3 separate regions of the Homo sapiens genome follow, and all the other regions are linked to region 2. A link is a contact called in ENCODE Hi-C data. All regions are on one chromosome and are shown on one strand. The core of a region is the stretch at or near the end of the contact, and the rest is flanking DNA. Distances in the headings are between cores, read along the strand shown.

What was found. A loop is a pair of places that touch in the nucleus more often than their neighbours do. Pooled maps may share reads with other maps.
Region 1: a loop to region 2 is called in a pooled map, with 14 times the contacts of the local background. The contact joins two enhancer-like sites. A Hi-C loop is called at or near these places in 1 of 168 maps with a recorded cell type or tissue (endothelial cell of umbilical vein), 1 of 37 single-sample maps with no recorded cell type and 12 of 50 pooled maps.
Region 3: a loop to region 2 is called in a pooled map, with 8 times the contacts of the local background. The contact joins two enhancer-like sites. A Hi-C loop is called at or near these places in 3 of 168 maps with a recorded cell type or tissue (B cell, endothelial cell of hepatic sinusoid and endothelial cell of umbilical vein), 11 of 37 single-sample maps with no recorded cell type and 11 of 50 pooled maps.

Annotation. Positions count from the first base shown.
Region 1 is chr13:39,776,350-39,779,964 of GRCh38, forward strand. It overlaps a transcript of COG6 not described here. Among named protein-coding and RNA genes, the nearest start is that of MIR4305, 110 kb to the left of the region's middle. Within about 2 kb of position 1,327, at least 2 of the 41 ENCODE cell types and tissues checked have a DNase peak (open chromatin) inside an H3K27ac peak, as active enhancers do.
Region 2 is chr13:40,101,271-40,104,691 of GRCh38, forward strand. The region is part of intron 3 of LOC124903162; the gene reads right to left. Among named protein-coding and RNA genes, the nearest start is that of LINC00332, 79 kb to the right of the region's middle. Within about 2 kb of position 1,746, at least 4 of the 41 ENCODE cell types and tissues checked have a DNase peak (open chromatin) inside an H3K27ac peak, as active enhancers do.
Region 3 is chr13:40,437,844-40,441,292 of GRCh38, forward strand. The region is part of intron 6 of LINC00598 (long intergenic non-protein coding RNA 598); the gene reads right to left. Among named protein-coding and RNA genes, the nearest start is that of LINC00598, 41 kb to the right of the region's middle. Within about 2 kb of position 2,113, at least 13 of the 41 ENCODE cell types and tissues checked have a DNase peak (open chromatin) inside an H3K27ac peak, as active enhancers do.

The DNA.
Region 1 (3,615 bases), core at 77-2,576, 330 kb before region 2:
ACACCCAGAAGCAATCTGCCCTAAGTTTTTTATTTCCAATATAGACCTAATCAGAATAATCAGGTTTTGTCAAAAAAGTTTCCAGTAAAATAGCTGTCTCTGTCTTCTCCATTGTTATTGTTAGATATTAGCCCTTCTGATCTTGCACAGTCCCCTTGCCTGGTAACGTTAACTAAGTAAATATTAATACTGTACACTTTTCCTTTGGAAAATGAAGGAGAACAAATGGGAAAAGATGTAACAAATGTTCTGCAGCCCTGTTATAAATATTTTATGAATGAATCAGAGAAATTGAAGATGAAAAAAGCCCACTAATTCAGCCAGTACCCTGATGTCTACTGCTGTATTCTTTCAAGCGGTTTGTCTGGTCTGGTCTTTAGTGACTCAGGTTATAGGGAATTTACCACTTCTGTCGAAGCTGCTTTTGTAGTGGGGACTATCTAGCTGCTAGGAAAGTTTGTCAAATTCCCCTTGCTTTTGTTTAGTTTTCTCATTAGTCTCATTTGATTTTGTTTATTTAATTGCTTATTTTTAGTGTCTTTAGATTCTTAATTGATTTCTACGTGTCTTTTCTATTGCTTTCTTTTTTGTTCATTCAGCTTTTCTCTCTTTAGTTGTTACCAGGAAGAAACCAAAACAGCTTTTTGGCTTGTAGATAGGTGAGAAGTAACAATTGGTTCCATCACCAAATTAACAACAACACTTGCTACATCAAGTGTTAGGCTAACTACTTTGCATACATTATCTAATTTATTAAGCACCTTCTTTTTGCCAGACACTGAGAAGGCAAGGTTAAATATGACCCTGCCACTGTTGGCAGGGCCTTATAATGTAGTAGGGGAGATAAGCATTCAAATAGATAGTGTCAACACAGCATATTCAGTGTGTGGGGCTATTTTCAGAGTCATCCTGGAGCACAGAGGGGGGTGTCCACTCCAGCAGTGAAGAGCAAGGAACGAGGGCAGAGGTCAGGTGGCATGGGAGAGAGATACCCCAGGTGAGTTGACCCATAACCTGATTCCTGTAAGAATAAGAGTTAACTAGGTTAGAAGGGGGTGTGGAGCTGGAGAGGATAGCTACTTGGGAAACTACATAAAGTTTAATGTTATTAGGTTGAAAAATGTGAGAGTTGTTGGAAGATGAGGTAGGCCAGGAGAAGAAACCGGCCAGGTTTGTATTACTTGGTGGAAAACTTGAACTTTGCTTTGGATTTTAAGAACAGAAATAAGGCTGCCATGTGAAGAACACACAGGAGGGGCAGCAGAGAGACTGGCATCTTTCCTGGTGAGGGATCACCAGTGTTGCAATCGCAGAGTCAGGTTAGCTCTTCTTGGTTGGAGTATCTTTAAGGCCATCTGGTCTGACTCTAAATGACTAGGAAATTACTCATCATGTGCCTTCTAACTCTCTGAGTAGTTATTTCCATTTCCTTGATACTGAAAAAAGGGTAGTAGGGAATGTATGTTTGCTGCGGCCAGTGGGGTTATGTCAAATAATGGTTACTTACTGACAGCAGTCTAACAGTTTCTGGGAAGACTAATGTGCTCCTAACTGCATATGTGGGAGAGAAACAAGAACTACCCATTTACTGAATATCCACTCTGTGCAAAGCCCAGTGCCATGGGCATTAACATTCATGGTATCAGCAAGGTGGCAGCAAAGAGTCAATCTTCTGAGAGTTAAGCAGTCCTAATCAACACATTATAGGAAATAACTATGTGCAGAAGTTATCCTGTCTAAGAGATGAGTTACTTATATTTTCCTCCCAGCCTAAAAGGAATAGTTTATAAAAAATAGTTAATACTTGAGGTTGATAGATTTAATACATATCCAATTTGGGTAAAGTGACTATGGTGTATTCTCAGGACAGGAAGGACCCTAAAGGATGCTATAATCTGACTAATTATAATTGTAACAGGCTTCTCTGAAGTAATGTGTAATGGAAAGGTAGTGTCTGCCTAGAGCCTAGAAAAGGCAGCATAGGGCAAAAGGCCTTGACCAGCATTAATTCATAACAACCAATGAAAGAAGGGACTATGTAGCTCATGTGCATTATTGATTTCTAAGTGTCTAAAAACACATCAGAATTTGCTGCAGCTTAGATAAAACATTTACTGAACATGTATTGCCAGAATGTGAGCTTATTGATAATCTCCTTAGTATCAGGAGAGGATATAGCAGTAACGTGTAGATTCTGCCTTCAGACCCCCCTGGATTGGTATCTTGACTTTGCCACTTAGAAGCTGTATTAGTTATCTGTGAAAACAGAACAAATTATTCAAACTTAGTTATTTAAAACAATATTATTTCACAGTTTCTCTAAGTCAGAGATTCAGAAGTGGCATAGTTGGGCAGTTTTGCCTCAGGGGCTATCATGGTTGTTGTCATCTGAAGGCTTGACTGGGGCAGGAGGGGAGCCACTGCCAGGGTGGCTTATCCACATGGCTGACACGTTGGTCTGGTTTTGGTCCTCCCCTTGTGGGCCTCCACACAGGCTGCCTGAGAGTCTTCACCACATGATGCCTGGCTTCCTTGAAAGTGAGAAATCCATGAGAATGCCAGGTAGAAGGAGTAGTGTCTTACATCCTAGCCTAAGAAGCATATGCCCTCACTTCCACCATATGCTTTTTATTAGAATTGAGTCTCTAAGTCTGGTTCAAATCAAGGGAGAAGGAAAATTATACTCCACTTTTTGAAGAGAGGAGTGTCAAAAAATTTGCATGCTACTGTAAACTGTCACACTGCGTGACCTTGAGCAATCTATTTAAAAGCTTTATGCTCCAATTTTTTCACCAGTAAAATAGAAATGACATTAGTATCTGCTTTATAGAGTTGTAAGGATAAAATAAATCAATGTAAAGAGCTTAAAACAGTGCAGGGTGTATGGTAAGTGCTTTCAGTAAGATTAGCAATGATGCTGATTACTAATTCTATTCTAAGTCTGTTTGACCTGTGATAGAGCTAATCCAGAGACAAGAACAAAAGATGCTGGCATCAGTCACGTGTGTCTCTTAAATCGATCATTCCTATAAGCAACGGTGTTATCTCCACATCATCCTATTGGGCTTTGCAGAACCTGGATACTGTTTTGCCTAGGCTGCAGATCCAGGACAGGCAGCATGCATTCTTCTGTGTCACAAAGCCTTGTTTTTCTTTTCTCATCAGAGGAAGTGGTCTGGAAAAGTGCCAGCCAGGCTATGTGACTTCTCAGGTTCAACATCATGGAGATGAGAAAGACCAAATGGCACCCAGGGTCCTGCTGAAATCAGAGGCATAAATCTCAGCTGCAGGCATGAGGAGCAATTCAGGAACCCTTGAATAGATCCTTTCAGATTCTTAACGTGGCTTCATTGAACGAAGACCTCTCCAGGGTTCTGTCCTAAAGTCACCTCAGAAAGCTGTGTCTCTGACATCACAGGAAGGGGACCCAGGGCCAGAAATCACTTCAGCATCATTCACCTCAATTTCACCTCTGAGAATTGAGGTATCATGAACAAACGTTACAAGAATGCTCAAGAATCTGGCTACCAAATAGTCCATAGAGATATTATCCTAGATTAAATAAAATTAAGAAACATTTATTAGGCACCTACTCTAGGCAAGTCACAGTATTTC
Region 2 (3,421 bases), core at 496-2,995:
CCACTGCTGAAATGGCAGTTCTCGATGGACCCCTATTACATCTGTCCTCATCTGATTGGTCTGGAAGTAGACACCTGCCTCAGGGATGCCTGTCCAGGCTTACCGGGAGATCTACTGTAAAGAGCTGAGCACTACCAGGAATTCACTGGACCAATCATATTCTCACTCACAGGACTTTGAATTGGAAAATACACAGAGACTCAAGCTGCTATCAGGGGCTGAGGTTGAAAGAGTGCACGAGTAGCCTTGAGTTAGCTGAAGTGTAGAGTAAGCCAAAATTGTGAGAAAGTGGAAACTACCATTGAGCAGAAGATTAAGTGTAGAGAAGTTGTGTTAAGTCATGGTGGTGAGAGGAGAAGCTAAAGCACATACATCAAGAATAACCAGAGCCAGGGTTGGCCAAGCCACTTTAATGGCAGAGCATGGGATTCACCGCCCCCAAGTGCCAAGGTCCCTAGAGCCTCACTGCCTCCAGCTCTAGTCTCTGTGTGGACTAACCACACAGCAGTTTCTTATGAGAGAACTTCCTTCTTCATTACCCCTTGCTTCTTGCAATAAACCAGCCCTTATTATGTGACCTGGTTATCATGGGTCATGCTTCCTTGTAACTCAATGAGCCCACACCTGCTGCTCCCACCTGTGCCTGGGTGGTGGAGAAACTGACAGGCAGCACTGCCAAGGGGCCATGCCACTAACTTGTAGCTGTCATTCCACCATGGGGCTCAGCTCACTTGCCCCACAATGCTTGTTTCAACATGGACTGGCTGCTTAGTCAAAAACTCCCTCTCCCAGAACTGGCTCTCCAACAAGAATGGCTAAAGGATCCAAGGTAAAAAGAAACAAACAAAAATACGTAAAGGTCATATGCCTTGCACTCCTTTGTCTACCTGGAAAGAGACAATTGTTCTGGCTGTATCAGCTTATCGGCCTCCAGGAAACTTTTTGGTTATGCATGAAGTCCGCCCTCTGTTCTGTGAGTCCTGGTTTCTAAATGATTCACAGGTGTGTGGCAGGAGAGGCACTTTCCAACTCTGAGTAAAAATGATGCCAGAAAAAATCAGAGTGACACACTGTTTCTTCTCTTATGCCTCAGCCTCTAGTTGTCCTGCCAGACAGCAAGGTTTTGGGTACAATCAGCCATAAAATCAGAAGAGAGTGAATATTTATGAGCACTGCCCCACTTTGGGCAACTGTAGGGTCAAAGAGACCAATATTTCACCCTCAGAGGGATCAAGAAGAAAGAGTACCTGAACTCAGTTCGGATATGTACATAGTGCATAGCGGGGCTAGAAGCAGCCTGAATGTCACTGATCAACCTCACCTCTTTCACCTAGGACTGTCCCAAGTCATCGACAACAGAGGGGACTTATTCAACCCCCAAAACACATGCAGGTATTTAGATTCCCCACCTCTTGTATCTGGCTGATGGATAACACCCTCAAATACACCCAGCTAAGTTATAAAATCTTTCTAGAGCTAACGCCTTAGTGAATTTGTTTATTCACTGGGAGCAGGTCTCCTGGACCATTTGACCCCACAATTCCACTCCCTTGTGTTCACACTCCAGGGGAGGTTCCAGGAGAAAACTGTCTCATGTCCCCTCTCTTTTACTGGTACTGGTGATTACACAGCTGTTCAAGTTAAGATGGCTCCCTACCATGCATCCAGGGCCCACTCTGGCAGGGAGAGTGGCTTACCCGCTTAACCTGGCATGCCGAGGTCTCGGCTGTGCCCCTGAATCATTGCTGAGTGCGTCAAGGACTCCAGTCCCCAACCCTCTGCAGGCCTGACTCATGCAGCAGCTTCCCCAGAGTACGCCCACGGGCTCCAGGTACTGCTCACAAGCTGGTCTCCTCCTCCACGTAGACACACAAACAAAGCCAGTTACTAGGCTTGCTAAGCTCTGCTTAAAGTTACAGGGCCTTGCCTTTGGGGCCGCAGGCTGCCTCATGCACGCCTCTCTTGTTGTGGATGCTGGGCTCTTCCATGACAACATAGGAAACCCACCAAGGGTCCCTTTCACATTGATAATGATGTTATGAAATCTGCGGCCAATCTTGAAAAATGCAGTGCCTTATGGGAGGGGAAAAAGAGGCTGGGAGGGCAAGGGAACTTTATCAAGCAGCAACCCCAAGGCCAGACCTTGGACTCCTGGGCCCAGCCTCAGAGACTGTTTCAGGACATATGATAGAAACTCTCGCTACTGTCTTTTTAAAAAGAATCTCAGATGATTCTGATGATTCAGACAGGTTTGGGAACCATTCTCCTGGTACATACGTGTATACACACACACACACACACACACACACACGACTACATTGTATGTAGATAGGACTACATAGATATGACTGTGTTGTCATAGCAGAAATAAAAAACCAGAAAAGAATCGTGCATGTGTGGAGTCTTGTGTGGGAAGGCGGGAGATCTTCCATTAATGAATAAAATGATCTGGAGTAAATCCCTTCTCTGCCCCAGGCCTCATCTGGAAAGTAAGAATTTAGATTAAATTTTCTCCAAGATCTCTCCAGCTCCAATGAATGTGGATGCTGCACATTCTACAAATCGCTCACTGCCTTCAGACTTTAATTTTTTTTTTCAGGCAATCAGTCGTTATTTGAAAAGAGACATACAATTGGAGATAACCCAGAAGGATCTTTTTATTATCTTCACATAGGTGACTAATATTTAGAAGGATAGGTAACAAGAGCAGGTAGTGGGAGTATGAATTAAAGAGGATGAGCTGGCTGAGGTGTAATTGAAACCTTCCCCATCAAGTAAATATAATGAACCCATTGCAAACTGTAAACAGAGAAACTCCCTAGCTGGGCGTTGTGGGAGTTGTCATACGGAAAAGTGTTTATACTGGGAAAAGTAGCCAAGTTGCAAGATGGGATTAGGGGAATATCAGAGTTGGGGAGTAGAAACAAGATAGCAGCCACCAGCGCAGGGAGCCAAGTCTCTTCTCTTGCTAAATTCAGAGGGGCATTTGGGTGCTTCAGGCAGAGATCAAGCCAAGGAGGCAAACATTACTGCCTGGCTTATGGCTTTCAAAAAAGCAGGAATTGAGGAGCATGAGGCCACAGAGGAAGGAAGAGGTGGCATTTCAAGGAAGAGAATCTAAAAGAATTGTCCTGGCTTCCTTCAAGTGCTGGTCACGGCTATATGAGAAGATCAAGTGCTGGTCACGGCTATGTGTGAAGATTCAGCCCCGATGAATAATTATGTATTTATTCAATAGCTAATATTTCCAGTCTGGGAGCTTGAGGAAGACAGAAGTGGGTATATTTAGTAAGAATCCTAGGAAGGTAAGGAAGTAGAACATGAACCAAGTCTACTCGAGGTCTTGAAGGAGGTAACGTCTCAGTAGTTGTGGGTTGAGGCACGTGGATTTCATAAACAGAAGTGATAATTCGCAGTGATT
Region 3 (3,449 bases), core at 863-3,362, 340 kb after region 2:
TTAGTTTATTGATCAGCATCATTTTGGACAGTCACTGGGTCCCTCTGAAACCTAAAGATATCCAGTGAGTCCCCTTGACCAAGAAGCCATTCCCTCTACAGAGCAAGAGAGTTTCTTAGACAGAGACACCCATTTTAAGTATGAAGGCTTTTACCCTGAACCGTATTTTATTCAAGATGCTTGCTAATTTACTTGGAGACTTTTCCCAGGGTTTATTGCCTAAACCTTCATGTGTGTGTGTGGTGTGTGTGTGTACTAATGTGTACGGGTGTATATGGATGTGACAGCTCTTTACAATTTTGGGGTTCCTCCCCCATTGCACAAATTCATTCTGGAAATGACTTTGGCTACTTCATTTTCATACCCTGAAATGTAAGTACACTAAGACTTCTGACTTGAATACCCTTAACCCATTTGAAACATCATCCACCACCCTCCGAGCCTTCTGTCCTATTTCCTGTTCTTTTTTTTTTAAGTATAGAAGGTTTTTAAAGGGACATCAAACATCTCTGTTCGGTGGATGGCATTATTATCAGCTCTTCATCCCTGCCTCATAAAGAACAGAGGTCACATTTTGTTGTGCCTGCTCACGGCCCTGTTTGTCTTTGGCAAGTGGTGTCTTGTGAACTGCTTTTGCTAGTTTGACCTTAATTCTTCCACGTCTTTGTCACCGCAGTGTATGCTGCTTGGGAGTCTGCCCCAGTTTCCTTTTCTTTTTGCTGAATTCACATTTTTATTTCATCTTTCTCCTACATGAACTTGTTTTCTTCCTCCTCTCTCAGCTTTCATTGAGCCCAAAGAAAGTATCTTATTGTGTTCTTCTATTTTATTCTCCTTTGAAAAAAAAAAAAAAAAACCCTCCAGGAATTCAGAACCCCTTTGCTGCTTATGCCCCCATGCTCTGGAGATTTTCTTGGAATTTAGATAAACTTATTAAAGTCCATTTTGTTAACATCCGTTTGCTGAAACCAACAGTTAAATCTGTCAGCACTGACGTCAATAATCTTCCAAAAGAAAGAGGTGAATATCACAGTTCCTCATGTCTAGAAAGTGATCACCTAAGACCTGGAACAGTTATAATTTTTTAAATCTGACTGCCCTTAAATTCATATTTCAATTATTCTTTTGTCATTCTATTAAGCATTGATTTGAACTAGAATTATCTATCTAGTTCACAGGCTAAATTCTCTTTAGCCCTTTGGCAACGGCTCCCTGACCTCTGCTATTACTGACTTATACTCTAGAGAAAGCACCCCTGCTTCTGTTCAGCATCTACTGGTCTCAGAATAGTGGGCCCGAAAAGCAGGCACATATTTTCCAAGACAGCTCAGAAAACCACTTTCACTTTCAGGAAACAAGCTTGATCATTATACTCCACGGAGCCGAGAGCCACATACAATTAACTACTTAACAAATACCTCTGATTAGGATTTTAAAGATTCCTGAGCAGAAGGAAAGAGTGGAGCAAATAAAAGAGATTGGCAGAAGAGATAGTCCCATGATCAGGATGACAGAAATACACAGAGATAGAATCTTAGGCCCATTCCCGTAAAAAACGTAACGGCTAACATTTCTAAGAGAGATACTTTGTGCCGCAGACAGCCCTAAGCCATGTATGTGGATCAGCTGCTCTCAATGGCCCCATGAGCAAGGTAAGATTATCATTCCTTCTTTACAAAGGAGGAAGCTGAGACACAGTAAGGTTCATAACTAGCCTCACGTTCAGCTAGAAGGTGGCTTTTAAACTGCAGAGCCGTAGTGCTTGCTGCTGCAGCTCCTGAGGACACCTGTTCCATGAGGCCTGGAGCTCTCTCATAAGGAATCTTACCTGCATGTTTTCCCCCCACCGGCCCCTCCTCCAAGGCCTTTCCTGCTCCCACGCCTTCTCTGTGTTCCTGACAAGCTTCAGCCCTGGATCTTAGACTTCCAGGCAGTCTACCACTTCTGGCACCACCTCTCCTTGCCTATCATGGGCCCCCTTTACTCTATGTTATTATTGGAGAAAAGCCACCATGCAAGATCCAGGGCCCTTTCCAGCTCTGAGGTCTTTCTTGGAAATCCAGCTCTCCAAGACACCTTGCTAAGGGTCAAAGCCATCCCTAGGGTGTACAGAATTAGGCAAGAAGCCACACACCAGTGGCTCAGTAACTAGAGGGACATGTTTACAGCAGCCAGCAGGGGCTAAATCCTCAGATTCAGATACAGCCAGTTCCACAAATTCAACTGCACCAAAACTGGACCATGAGGCACTGCTCAGTAGCACAAAATTGAAACCAATGCAATCAGCTCTTGGCTGCCAGACCCCTGGAACTGACCAATTGGCTGTGTAGGCTCAGCCCTGTCATCTGCTCCACCTCCAAATAACTGACCCTGACCTTTACTGACTGGAGTATCTTGGATACTTCCCACAGGGCTATGGCAGCATTTTTTTTTCTTAATTTTTTTTTTTTTTAGCAAGATGTGGTCTCACCATGTTGCCCAGGCTGGTCTTGAACTCCTGGTCTCAAGTGATCGTCCTGCCTCAGCCTCCCAAAGTGCTGGGATTACAGGTGTGAGCCACTGTGCCTGGCCCAGTCACTCACGTTTTAAAGTTACTAAATAATGAAGTTTAAAGAGGCTCAGAGACTAGCCCTGGGTCACTCGGGGACAAGTAACTTGTTGACATGGGATTGAGACCCAGGGTCACCAGCCCCAAGAATCATGCTGGCAACATTTACTCGGGTGTTTTGGAGCATCTTTCTAACACATTCTGGTAATATGGGACAACACTATAGATGGAAATCTCTTGTTCTAATGGTTCCTTTTAATTGAAGTGTTTCAATTTTCTGTGGATAAAGGAGGCAATTGGCCATCCCAGGCTGTTTTCTGCTCCCATTTCCCCTCTTTGCCCCCATAGGCAATGTCAACTCCTCAAACAGCCTCCCAGGTCAGAAGGGCATCAGACCCCATCAAACTCCAAGGGAAGGAGAAGGCTGTAGGAAAGAAAAGGAAAGTAGGTGAAGAAAACATGCTCATTTTATTGTGCGAAAGGGGAATTGCCAACGTAACATTCTGCTTTTCTGAGTGAGCATTTTGATCATCTTAGATGGACTGGAGCAAGCCAGGTTTCATTGATAAAAATCGCAACAGCCTCCTCCTGAGGGATATGGAATATCTCAAGCTATTTGTGAGATTCTATCACTATCAGATTTCTCTGTGCCCAGTGGGAATGAAAGTCTAAAACGCATTCCTGTCTCTGTCTCTCAAATAAACATTTTCCAAACATCCAAGAAACAGAGCATGTTAAGATCTTAAACTAGAGAATCCCATGAATGCTGTCTGCCCAAGACCGAGGAACAAGATCTATGTAAAAAGGGGGAAAGGGATTACTCCCCAAACAGGAGATTTTAGACACTATTAGAGGTCTTGAGGCATACCTAAACATATGAGCCAAACGGCGTCATAGGAAA